Regions from separate parts of the Homo sapiens genome. Here region 1 is linked to region 2. The links are chromatin contacts, found by Hi-C or POLR2A ChIA-PET in ENCODE. All regions are on one chromosome and are shown on one strand. Each heading gives the region's core, a stretch centred on a gene start or an enhancer-like site at or near the end of the contact. The rest is flanking DNA. Distances are from core to core; before and after follow the strand shown. Region 1 overlaps SASH1 (SAM and SH3 domain containing 1). Region 2 holds the start of UST (uronyl 2-sulfotransferase).

Region 1 (5,858 bases), core at 2,008-4,507, 230 kb before region 2:
ACCAGCTCTGGAGTCCTCGGAAAGCCAGGAGAGAGATCAGTTCTTCATTCATTCTCACCCTTGCACCCTGGGTTTCAAGTCCTTATCCTGTCAGGGACAACCCTGGCCAATCTTTAACCTAGGCTACATTGGTGCCCTTTATCTGCCCATTTCTGTGTCTTTGCCACAGAATGCACACCTTTCCTTCCCTCATTGCTCCCACTCAGTTCTCTCCAGTAATGAATCGCCAGTTTTGTAGAAAGCCTTTCAGTTCATACAGCACTTTCACGTAACTCTTTTATGAGGATAATGTTTACTGTTATCATCACAACAGCCTTGCCAGGGGTATTATGGAAAGATAGGTAGGCATTATTACAGATGAGGAAACAGAGGCTCAGAGCCAGGAAGTAATTGCCCAAGGTCATGGAGCTGTGAGTGGCAGAGCCGGGCTGGATGCAGAGCATACCCCTGAGTTCCTGGCATTAAGTCAGCCCACAGCCTACCTCTCTCCTCCTGCCAAAATCACCTTGCCTTTGGTAAGCCGGTCTCAGCTGAATAAGATAGATGATGGAGGCCTTCACGTGAAGCAAATCACAGCAAATGTGATGGAGTGAGCTCATCTTGATGGTCACTCTTCCAGTAGGGGAGTTGTACGCTCAAGTCAGAGAAGGATGGGAGAAGCGATGCTCCAAGTTCAAGCCATCCAGGTCAAGGTTGGGATTCCAAGCCACTGGTCAGGCTCAGACGGAAAAGCCCGCACTACAGGAGGCCTGCCCTCAGCACCGGCAGATGCAGCCTCCTGGGAAGCGTTTGCTACATTTCCCTCACAACCCCTTACCAGATGCTGACTTTCCTGAACCCGAGAATAGAGCTACATTCGTCATGGACATGCGTGCACCAGCTGGTTCCAGACTCAGATGTGACACCAAAGTATTGGAATCTCTGACAACAATCCTAAGCACAGAGCCCAGAAAATGTCCAAAGCAACTGCTGAGTGACAGATCCTTAGGATACGCAGGGTGGACTCACCTGACTTCCCTGAAACCCCTTAGGACTGTGGGTGGAGAAGGGCCTTTGTACATCTGCGTGGACACCTGGGCGGATGGTGAAGCCACAACCACGCTCGACTTCTTTAATAGAGAAGTCCATGGTTGGGCTGCCCCTGCCACAGGTTGTGCCTCTAGTCTTAGCCCAGTCGCTTCTTCTTGGAAGTGGAGGGTAGACTATAACTAGAAGAGGTTGCCATTTTTATTTCCAACAGCATAAGAACCCTTGGTCTCCACACCTTGTCAGTCAGGTGTCCTGAGGAAGGAGCGGGAAACTTCCAGGATATTGGTACCCTGCATCTGGGCTGGTGAATTTCTGTGAGAACCCCGAATCCTGCCTTTAAAGTCCCCCTGAAAGATCCCTGAACAACTCTTCAGGGGACTGTGGGCTAGGCAGAGTTTTACATCTTCTTTTCCACTTTCCAGCTTCCCCACCACCGTCTGCTGGGCATGAATGTAAAGTTGACCTTGGGTTGTATTTAATAGCAGCTGTTCTTTTTTGTTGTTGTTGTTAGATTTGTACCTATAAATCCCATCAATTGGGAAAGTAAGCCATTTTTAGAATTTTAAAGGATGGCTGCCGTTCTTTTCCCCTCTGAGTTTTGCTCTGAACTGAGCATAGCTCCCCTTTTTCTCTGACATTTAACCACACACTGGCGCCCTCGTCCCAGCTGGTATATTTAGTGCCATCCTTCTGTTCCAAGGAACTTTTCCTTTTTTCCTCTTCACAATTCAGCGGGTGGAAAGCTGCAGAGCTCAAAGTTTCCCTATAATTAAAGGGACACAGCCAGTTGGGATCGCTACACCCACAGTTTGACCTACTTCTTTTCTCACATCTGTTCACATAACACATGCGGAAAAGAACTTGGTTTTCCTGCCAAGTCCAAACCTTTCCACCGGGCTCTGGAGGGCTTGGCTTGCCACCTGGCTCCAGTGAGGGCTTCAAGAGCTGGAATCCCTGAGACCAGTGGGACCCTGGAGCTGCCTGCGTGTCAGGGCCCTTAAACGCCCTGGCTGCTCCTAGTGAGGCCTGAGTTGATGGGAGTATCTGGCCGGGATCACTGAGTTTCCTAACTTTTTGCATTTGGCCTGTCAGCTGGAGACGATGTGTCAGTCACATTTGCAAGATACAACGCTTTATAGTGTTTCTCCCCACCAAAACTTCCTTGGAGATTTAGTCACTCAAATGGCATATGTACCAATAAAACAATCACTGTCAGCCACATGACATTTATCACACTCCAACTATAAAAAGCGACCAGAGCCAACATAAAGGAGTGCCTTTCAGAAGGGGGAAAGATCCTGATTCCTAGTTTCAGAGGGTTGCATTTACAAACTGCAGAGGGCATTATCTCGAAATGCTAAGGCATATTGTGATTATGGCTAGCTTAGATTTTGCAAACGGCATTTTAAATACGCCTGTGAAGGTGTTAGGTCTACAAAGATATTTAAAGAAGAAGAAAACACATCTGAATCCTTTTAACATTAAGCTCATGTGAAACCATGTATTTGCACAGTGTATTTTCATTTTTCTGTACATATGTAAGTGGGAGCTGGGTTTATAAAGAGGGTCATGATACGGAGAAAGGTGGTGAATGTAAAGAAAGATGTATGCAAGAATGCAAAGGTGTGTTCACAAGAGACTCTGTTGGTTTCCCTCCAGGTGGGGAGGAGCACGTGTTTGAGAATTCGCCGGTCCTGGATGAACGGTCCGCCCTCTACTCTGGCGTGCACAAGAAGCCCCTTTTCTTTGATGGCTCTCCTGAGAAACCTCCCGAAGATGACTCAGACTCTCTCACCACGTCTCCATCCTCCAGCAGCCTGGACACCTGGGGGGCTGGCCGGAAGTTGGTCAAAACCTTCAGCAAAGGAGAGAGCCGGGGCCTGATTAAGCCCCCCAAGAAGATGGGGACATTCTTCTCCTACCCAGAAGAAGAAAAGGCCCAGAAAGTGTCCCGCTCCCTCACCGAGGGGGAGATGAAGAAGGGTCTCGGGTCCCTAAGCCACGGGGTAAGTACGGATGGTGTTTGCTTCTATGACAACCACCGTCGCAGGCACCACCTTCTGGTGTCCCTGGAGGAGTTTCAGAGTGTCCGGAAGCAAATCCGCTTGAAGAAAACGGATACTAATTATTCCTGTTCCAGAGCTTTTCTCTGCCAGCGTCCCTCCAGAAAAGGCGTCACCAGCACCACCTGTGACCTGCAGCTGCTCCGGCAGAAAGGCAAAGGGGGCGGGAGCTGCGGCTTCCCCGGCAGGAGGGTGCGCGGGCGCACCTCGGTCAGCGAGTTCAATATCACCTACGTGGTGGAGCGGAGCCTGTACAGCCACCTGAACCTGACCCAGCTAGTGCGGCCTGCCTCAGACAGGACCCTGAGCAAGGCTGAGAGACAGGACCTGAGGCGGTGCCTGCTGGAGGAGGATGAGGAGGCAAAGAGGAAGTGGGCCGCCACGGTCGACCGCTGTACTAAAAGGGTTCTCTTGAGAATCCACCAGAAGTCTGTGAGTCACAAAGATGGTCCTGAGGACGGCCTTGTCATTTCTGTGATGTGCAGTCAAGCATTATGGCCTTTCTTCTGCGGGGACCGGCTTCCTCCCCTCTCTCCTGCTCATGACGTCAGGGCACATCCCACCATCACCTTCAATTTCAAATCCTGCTTTCACTTCCAGGCAGCTTTCACCTTCTCTTCCATTTCTCCTCTTGTCAGATGAAGCTGTTTGAGTGCCCATTAAAATAAGCATTGAAGCTAATCCAGAGAGGGGCTTCCAGGGTACAGGGGTGGGGTTTGGCCGCCTCCAGGAGTGGCTGTCTTGATTCTCGGCCATTATGTCACTTGACCTCAAAGAAGCTGATTCAAAACAGAAGGGCATTTCACCCTTGAAAGAGATGCTTGCTCTTGGTTTTAAAATTAAAACAATAGGAGCAGGCTCATGGAAAAACTGCCGTCATCACAGTCACCAATTTGGTGATTTGAAAACATTTTAAAGCACATTTATTTTATTAGTAGAGGCAAGCAGAAAGTTCGTAAATCTAACAACAAAAATGGGAGCTTTTTTGTTTTACTTAAGTCTATTCCATGTTCTTATCTTTATAAACAAATCAACATTTGGAAATGCCTTCCCCTAGCCTATAGATTCTTCTGTACTCAGCAAGGAATAAAGTACTCACTTTCAAAGAGTAGGATGTTTTTCACTTTTAACGCTGGATGATCAGAGACCTAGTAAGATTTATTTTCAAGGCATGACTTACTTTGAACTTCAGAATATAGATATTTTTCCTTCTGAAATTCCCACCTAACTTTTAGTTTGCACAGTGGCACATATAAAATGGTGCAAAGTGAGGAAGTAGATTTCTTGGCCCTCTGTCACCTGGCACCTTGCTTGATCTGCTCAGGACAGTTGGCTGTGGGCCCTTTTAAAGACCTGAAAGAATAGAGTGTCCTTCAATAGTGGTTTTCCCAGGGGGCCTTCCCGTTCATGAACAGGATGTTCTTCCCCAGACGATCAGTGTAATTTAAATTCATTCAGTCGGGTTCTGCTTTTGTGAAAGTGAAGACGGATTGGTCAATGCCATTCTTAAAACGACCTTCTCTGTTGTAAAAGAATCCTTAGGTCCTTCCTAGCCCCTGGGTTTTCCACATATTTCCACATGTTGACTTTCCTTATTTTCTGTCCTTTCATATTCATGTAATTCTTGCAGCACTTTTAATACTACTAGTATGTAGCAGGAACTTTTCTTCTGGCTCTTTCTGTATCATGGCAACAGTTTTTCAATGGTTGAGTTTTTGTTTTAAAATAACAATTCTCTTTCTCACTCATTCAGCCTCTGGTTTGCTCTGACTCACAGATATTTTGAAAAATAACCAGTCTTAGTTTTATGTATTTATTTTTTACTTTCAGAAGTGTTCTACCCAATTCATCTGCTCTTGTATGTTTTGACATGACCTTGATAGAACAGACGCACTTCTTCTGTTAATTGATGACTCACCTCTGTGAGTTTACATCATGTAATACTGAGAAATTTCCCAATCTGAGCACCTTGAATTGTTGATGTGCCTCTCATGTTATTTACTGTCAGATTAATACTATAACTCCATGAGGGCCTTGTCTCTAGAAGTTATATTTCTGGGATTTGTGCTAGTTAGTGTTGTAGGCCAGTGATTAATTCTTCATTGACATTGAGTATGGACATTTGGGCAAGCTCATCTCCAGGCACCGCCCCCACCTAACGTGCTCCTGTGTAATCCCTATCCCAAGTATCAGTCTGAGGCTGAGTATTTTTAAAATACTGTGAGCTTGAGACACTAATGGACAGTTTGAACACTTGCAAAAATATGTGTTCAGTAGGAAGTTATATATTTGCATATTCCTTTTCTTGTAGTACAGTTGTACAATCAAACAAATTTAACTTTCTAATTATCCAGAGAATGTAAATAAGTGTTCTATCATCTTACAATAGAAAGAACTTTTTTAAAAAGGGATTAATCTTATTTCTTTGCTAGATTTATTTAAAAGGTTATTTTCCATTCTCCTTGTCATATTTCTTTCATTTTATCTAAAAGTTTCCTTTATTCTTCAACCTCAAGCTCTTTGTCTTTCGAAAATGCCATATTTGCTTGATGAAGCCTCAGGGAAATGATAATGCTTTGTATCCACTGGAAGTGGTCACTTGTCTCGTATTTTATTTGGTCATTCAATTTTTGTTTGAGAGAACAGACATGCATGACATTTTGCAATTTTGTCCATTTTTGAATTCAACCCCAAAACATGTGTTTCCAACTGCATGGCCATTCCATTGACTAGCCCTCCTCATCCCAAGCATCTATCTAAAGTGTT
Region 2 (5,798 bases), core at 1,644-4,143:
GAATCAAAACTGGATAAAGAAAGAAGTAAACACATGAGATGGATGAACACAGACTTGACAGTTCTTGAAAAGACCGAAAAACAGGGTGGGCTCCAAAGAAGCCAAACAGAAGGATAGAAGGTTGTGAAGGGGGAAAAGGAGATTTCGGAGATGCAATTAGTCATCAGTGAGGACAAGGTCAAATGAGTCACTGGAGAGAGAAGGAATTGAGAAGCTAAAGATATTGAATGGAGGTCAAGGTGCTGAATAAAGTATATTTCATTATAAGACTAATAATAAAATTCGTTCACAACTTCCTCTAATTAGATTTGTTATCTGCTTTGAATAAAGATACCATTAATTAGTCTAAGTACTTTAAATTTAATTTTTTTTTCTGAAGGGATATTTATGGGACTTCAAAGAACAAAGTTTTACCCAAACAACTAAGTTTTTGTTGGGTGAAAATATAAAGCATTTTTTTCCATGTGAAACTTCTTTGTATCTTGATATCTCTTCTTTTTCTTCTGTGAGTTTTTTTAGGCGGCGAGTCTATTAACACAATCTTTTAAAGATTGACCTGTTTATTCTCTCTGAAATAGTTCATGTCATAGCTTGTTTCTTCTAAGCTGGACTTTGCCCCCTTGTACTTTCCTTGCAACTTTTTCATCGTTTTTTAAAACAACATTTATTCTCATATTTACTTATTTTCTCAAATGTTTGTTTCCTTTCTTCCTGCTCCATCTCCCTGTTCCTCAGATTCCTTTCCTTAGGAGAAAAAATTGGGGTATTTCCCACAGCATGCTGTGAGAAAAGTCTCTGAACTTCCTGGGGGTGGGACTTGTGAACACAGAGGGTCTTGCACACTATTTTATATCCAGCGAGTGTTCAGATTACAGGGCCAGGCCTCAGATACAGGTCCAGTTTGTGGAAGGCGGTCCCTGAAACATTATGAACACTGCTTTGCTCCTTCTGTCTCCTAGTCCCTCTTCTTAAGCTCAAACGTTATTAATTGGGAGTCTGTTCTGGGCTACTCATTGTACTGATTAAAGTAATTCACATTAATGGGCAATGACTGATCTACTCAATTCTCTTAGGGGAAGTCACATTTCTAAAATGTGCATATTAATCCAAATAAAACCCTGATTCATGAGATAAATGTAAAGCAAATGATTAACACTCTATTCAGGGTTTTCTGTCACAGAACAAAATATTTTCTTTTCTCTTGGGGCCCCAAAACAGCCTTCTCATCCCTTAGAAAGTGGGCTAGGACAATGTAAAATTGGACAGTAGAGTTGTGTGTGTGTACGTGTGTCTCTGTGTGTGTGCAGCACCTGTCACCTCATCTACACATCTCTCTAGCTCATGATATATGTTTCAAATCATGAACCAGAGACATTCATATATGAACATGGTTAAGACATATTCATTCTTTCTTTCTTTCTTTTCTTTTCTTTCTTTTTTTTTTTTTTTGAGACGGTGTCTCGCACTGTCGCCCAGGCTGGAGTGCAATGGCGCGATCTCGACTCACTGCAACCTCCGCCTCCCGGGTTCACACGATTCTCCTGCCTCAGCCTCCTGAGTAGCTGAGGTTAAGACATATTCTTAACGAGTAAGTTCTTTGTCTAGGATAATATTTTGTAATTTTCCACAGAATATTCTTCAGATGCCTAACTTGATGAAGGTTTTCAGGAGCCTAGTCTTAGAATCATAGAGGTTCTTGGCTCCTGGTTCCTTCTTAAATCCAATTGTTCATTACTGGAATATACAAATGAGTAGGGAGCCAGAAATGATAGGCACCAGAAACTGAGGTTTCCATTTCTCAATGTGGCCTGAACTAAATGAATTAAATCTCATCCTCCTATGGGACGTGAAGGAAAAGGGCTCTGGCTGGGAAGTACTGCTGTGCAGTGGTTAGTATAGTGGGTCTGAGGGTCAAATAGATTTGAGTGCAACTCCCAACCCAACTCCTACTACTAGCTTTGGGACCTCGGGTGAGTCACACAGCCCTCAGGTGCTACAGCTTCTATAAATAGTGATATAGTATTCTTACTTAAAGTGTGGCTGATCAGAGCAGCCCTTCCGTGGATCAACCACCCCATCAGAGGATCTATGTCTAGGATTGAGCCTTTTCTGCCCCAGGAGGTTCTTTCAGGTCCAGAGGCTTTCCCGTGGAGGGAAGAGAGGCAGCAATGAAATCAGCGTATAGGCGGACTGGGCTCTTTCCCCTTCATGTCTGCAGGGCAATGACCTCCTAGAGTCCGCTATGCACCCCCCACTTGCCTCTCTGGGCACTGCGAGGTGGAGCAGTTGTAGGACCAGGAAAAGCAAGAACAGAGCGTCCTCTTCGGCTACCCTACCCGGGAGTTCAGGCGCTGCGCCTGGCCCTCTGGGGCGTGTTTGACCATAACTCGCACCGCTTGCTCTTTTCCCATTTCAGCAAAGTCTTGAGCCTGTATTCTAGTACCTTTTATCAGCCTTGGGTAAGCAGCTCGCACGGGGTATATAAGGAGAATCAACTTTCTGAACTGAAAAAAATGTAAATAGTAAAGTCAGTCGTGCTTCTTCCTGCCGGTGACTGTTTACAAGAGGGAAGTCAGCGGGGCCCCCAAGAGGTCGCTGGTGGCGCAGGAACCGCATCCAGATTGTAAAGAACGGGGGAAGGAAAAAAAAAGAAAACACCCAGAAACTTTCTTCCTTGTTGCGAATAATCGCCGCCTCCCCCCCTCCGCCCCCAGCAGAAGCAGTAACGTGACACCCGAGCGAAATCCCGAGACCCGAGCGGAGAGGGAGGGGAGAGGGAGGAGAGTGCTGCGGAGCGCCGGAGGGAGAAAGGGGAGGAGAAGGAGGAAAACCCCTGTCAAGGAGGTGGAGCGAGGGGATGGTGTCCGCCTCCTGTTCCTCCCTGCCGTTTTTTAGAGAAGCCTGAACCGGGACAAAACACGCCGAGACCTACAGACACAAAGCCGGGGGGTCCACGCTGGCGCTGGAGGCGAGCCCCGGCGGCCGCAAGCGAGCCCGAGGCGCGGCGGGGCGCGGGGCGTGGGGACGCTAGCGGGCGCCGGACGGGCGCGGCGCCCCGTCACGGGCAGCGCCCCGAACCGGGGCCGGACACCTCGGCCGCTCGGGCCGCGGCGGCGGGGACCATGCCGAAGAAAGTCTCCTGAGCCCGGCAACTTCGGCCCCTCCCCGCCCCCACCCGGCTGCCCTCCGCGCGGCCCTCCCCATGTGCAGCCGGCCAGCCGGGCTCTCCTCCTCGCGGCGGATGGGTGACCTTTTCCTGGCACGGGCAGGCTGTGGGAGGCAGCGGAGCAGGCGATGAAGAAGAAGCAGCAGCATCCCGGCGGCGGCGCGGATCCCTGGCCCCATGGGGCCCCTATGGGGGGCGCCCCTCCGGGCCTGGGCAGCTGGAAGCGTCGGGTGCCCCTGCTGCCTTTCCTGCGCTTCTCCCTCCGGGACTACGGCTTCTGCATGGCCACCCTGCTGGTCTTCTGCCTGGGCTCCCTCCTCTATCAGCTCAGCGGGGGACCCCCTCGCTTCCTGCTCGACCTGCGGCAGTACTTGGGTAAGGAAGCTGGGCAGGCGCTAGGGCGGCGCCGACAGCGCAAAGTTGTGCGGCGGGGAGAGGGTCGCGGCGGGGACTTCTCGCGCTGCCACCGCGCGCCGCCGCCGCCCCGGGTCTCTCCAGGTGCTAAGCCCGTGAGCATCTGTGCCGCGGTCGGGAGCGCCTTCTTCCTCCCGCGCGTCCGACTGTCCTCACCGAGGCGGGGGCGCCGCTGGGTTGCGCTGCCGGCAGGTACCCCGGGGCGAGGCACCGCTCACCTTCCCCCCGCCCCACCTCCGCCACCCGGATCCGGACTGGGGCGGAGTGGATGGGTGTGTGGGGTGTGCCGGAGTGTGTGTATCTTCAGGCCTGGCGGCGCGGGGAGTGGCGAAGGGAAGGGAAGGTCCTCTTCGTTGCATTGTTAGTGACCGCAGTTCAGTCCCGTCCCGCGCCCCGGGGAGTGTGGGTGGGTTTAGCCCTTTGCCACCGTCCGCTCTGAGAATTCTGTCCCGCAGATCCCCCGCCTGCCCGCCGGCCCTAGTGGCTCCGCGCTGTCCCCGGGCTGGCTTGTCCCTTGGCTGCCGCTGCCCACCCCGCCGCCCGCAGCTAGCCTGGCGCGGGGAACGGGTTGCATCCAGGGGTTTGGGGATGCCCGAGGGCGCTGGTCAGCCTGGCCAGCAGTGTCGCCCCCAGTAACCCGAGGATCCTCGGCGCTGTGTGCGTCTCAAGCTCAAGTCAAAACTTGTGTGTGTGTGTGTGTGTGTGTGTGTGTGTGTGTGTGTGTGTGTGTGTGTGTGGTTTATTAGGAGAGAGGCCGCCTGTCTTTAGCAGAAGTAAGGAAGGGGTTTGACGGGAGGGAAAGAGCCGCTCCAGCGAGAAGGCGTGACCCCGCAGCTCCCTCGTCTCGGCTGCGGGAGCCAGGGGTGCCAGGGACAGGCGAGCGCAAGCCCAGGTCGCAAGGACGATGCTGGCACTCGCGTTCGAGCCAAGGGAGGATGCAGATCCCTCCCAAGTCTGTGGCCAGAAGAGGTCGTGCGGGGGTGAAGGCTGGGAGAGCTCCAGCTTCTTGCAAGCATCCGAAGTGATAAGCCTGAGCATCTGCACGATGAGAGCGAGTGCGGGGAAGCAGAGCCACCGAAGTGCTGGAAAGAAAATGGGCCAAATGACCCGGGCCAGCTGGAGGCTGCCACAGTTACCCCAAACGTCACTTCGTGGCAGAAGCCACAGGTCTAGATAGTAGACCGTTTGGAGAAAAGAGAAAAGAAAAGGAAAAAAAAAAAACCCAAAACAAACAAACAAAACAAAGCAAAACAAAAACAAAACCACATCAGCCAAGTTACAAATGTGTTAGGGCATTTGGAAATGTAGATGTGGATAAAATAATATTCTTTACCTTGTACAAGACCTCATATTTTAAAAGTTACACTTTTATTTCTTTATAAACTTTGGGGAACTACAGATTACAGGAAAAGTTGGCCCAAGTAGATTTCCATAGCATTTGGTTTCATAGAGGATTTGGGGCAATATATCCTTTATTAGGGAATCAAACCTCTTCTTTTCATAAGTTCTGTATTGTGGAGTCTCATAGCTTCCTCCACTCTCTGACACCTGCTAGTGCCACAAAAGTTAACAGTATTTTCATCACCAGCAGCAATCCCTGTTAACAGGCATTGGGAGGCAAGCGTTGAGGCTCAGGGTCTTTCTCCATTAAATCTGACAGTGAATTCTTGTGGAAGTTCTTTTTAAGTAATAGATGGAGGCCAGGGGTGTAGGGAAAAGTGTAATGGACCAGGATGGAAGTCATCTGTGCTCATTGTCCTCAAAGCACCTGGCCTCGTGTAGGGTACTCAGACTTCATAGGCCTGGTGTTTCATGGCAGAATTAGAAGCCACACCTGACTGTCAATGAAACCTCCACCCAGCTCCTAAAGTTTTGGGGTTCTGACACCTTTCTTGAGGAAGGGAAATTCTGGGAGGAGGAAGGAGCAAAGGTACTACTGAGGATAAAATCAAGACATTTCAACATATATTGCATTAACATTTTCACTTTATATTTCCAAACAATGAGGCCTAATAAATTTGGGTGGTCAGTTGGTAGAAGGGTGAATTCTCAGCTTCTGCTCAGGAAACTAGGAAGAACTGAAAGATTGAATGCTGCTCCTGTTACTAGCTGATCATTATATTTCTGACTGATGTGATAGGTTCAAAATGACATCATTGTGAACTGAAAATAGAATACCCTTGGCCAAATTTGTTCCCTGTTACGTAAATATAATGAT

The links. Hi-C counts contacts between places; a loop is a spot of excess contacts on that map. ChIA-PET counts read pairs that join two places held with the same protein, here RNA polymerase II (POLR2A). Pooled maps may share reads with other maps.
Region 1: a pooled map shows a loop between it and region 2 (2.7-fold over the local background). The contact joins the enhancer-like site here to the promoter of UST in region 2. A Hi-C loop is called at or near these places in 9 of 37 single-sample maps with no recorded cell type and 4 of 50 pooled maps. POLR2A ChIA-PET finds 5 or more read pairs at or near these places in 1 of 52 experiments (B cell).

What each region holds. Positions count from the first base shown.
Region 1 is chr6:148,516,859-148,522,716 of GRCh38, forward strand. It overlaps SASH1 (SAM and SH3 domain containing 1), which reads left to right. Exons shown (of 20, transcript NM_015278.5): 10 at 2,689-3,035. Among named protein-coding and RNA genes, the nearest start is that of SASH1, 180 kb to the left of the region's middle. RefSeq lists enhancers at 1-469, 3,281-3,820, 3,497-3,546. Within about 2 kb of position 3,258, at least 6 of the 41 ENCODE cell types and tissues checked have a DNase peak (open chromatin) inside an H3K27ac peak, as active enhancers do.
Region 2 is chr6:148,744,137-148,749,934 of GRCh38, forward strand. UST (uronyl 2-sulfotransferase) reads left to right here and starts at 2,894. Exons shown (of 8, transcript NM_005715.3): 1 at 2,894-3,541. The coding sequence starts at 3,295. LOC124901425 (a long non-coding RNA gene) reads right to left here and starts at 1,463. Exons shown (of 2, transcript XR_007059806.1): 1 at 1-1,463. RefSeq lists enhancers at 2,523-2,582, 2,643-2,722, 4,031-4,532, 4,533-5,032 and silencers at 3,293-3,382, 3,683-3,852.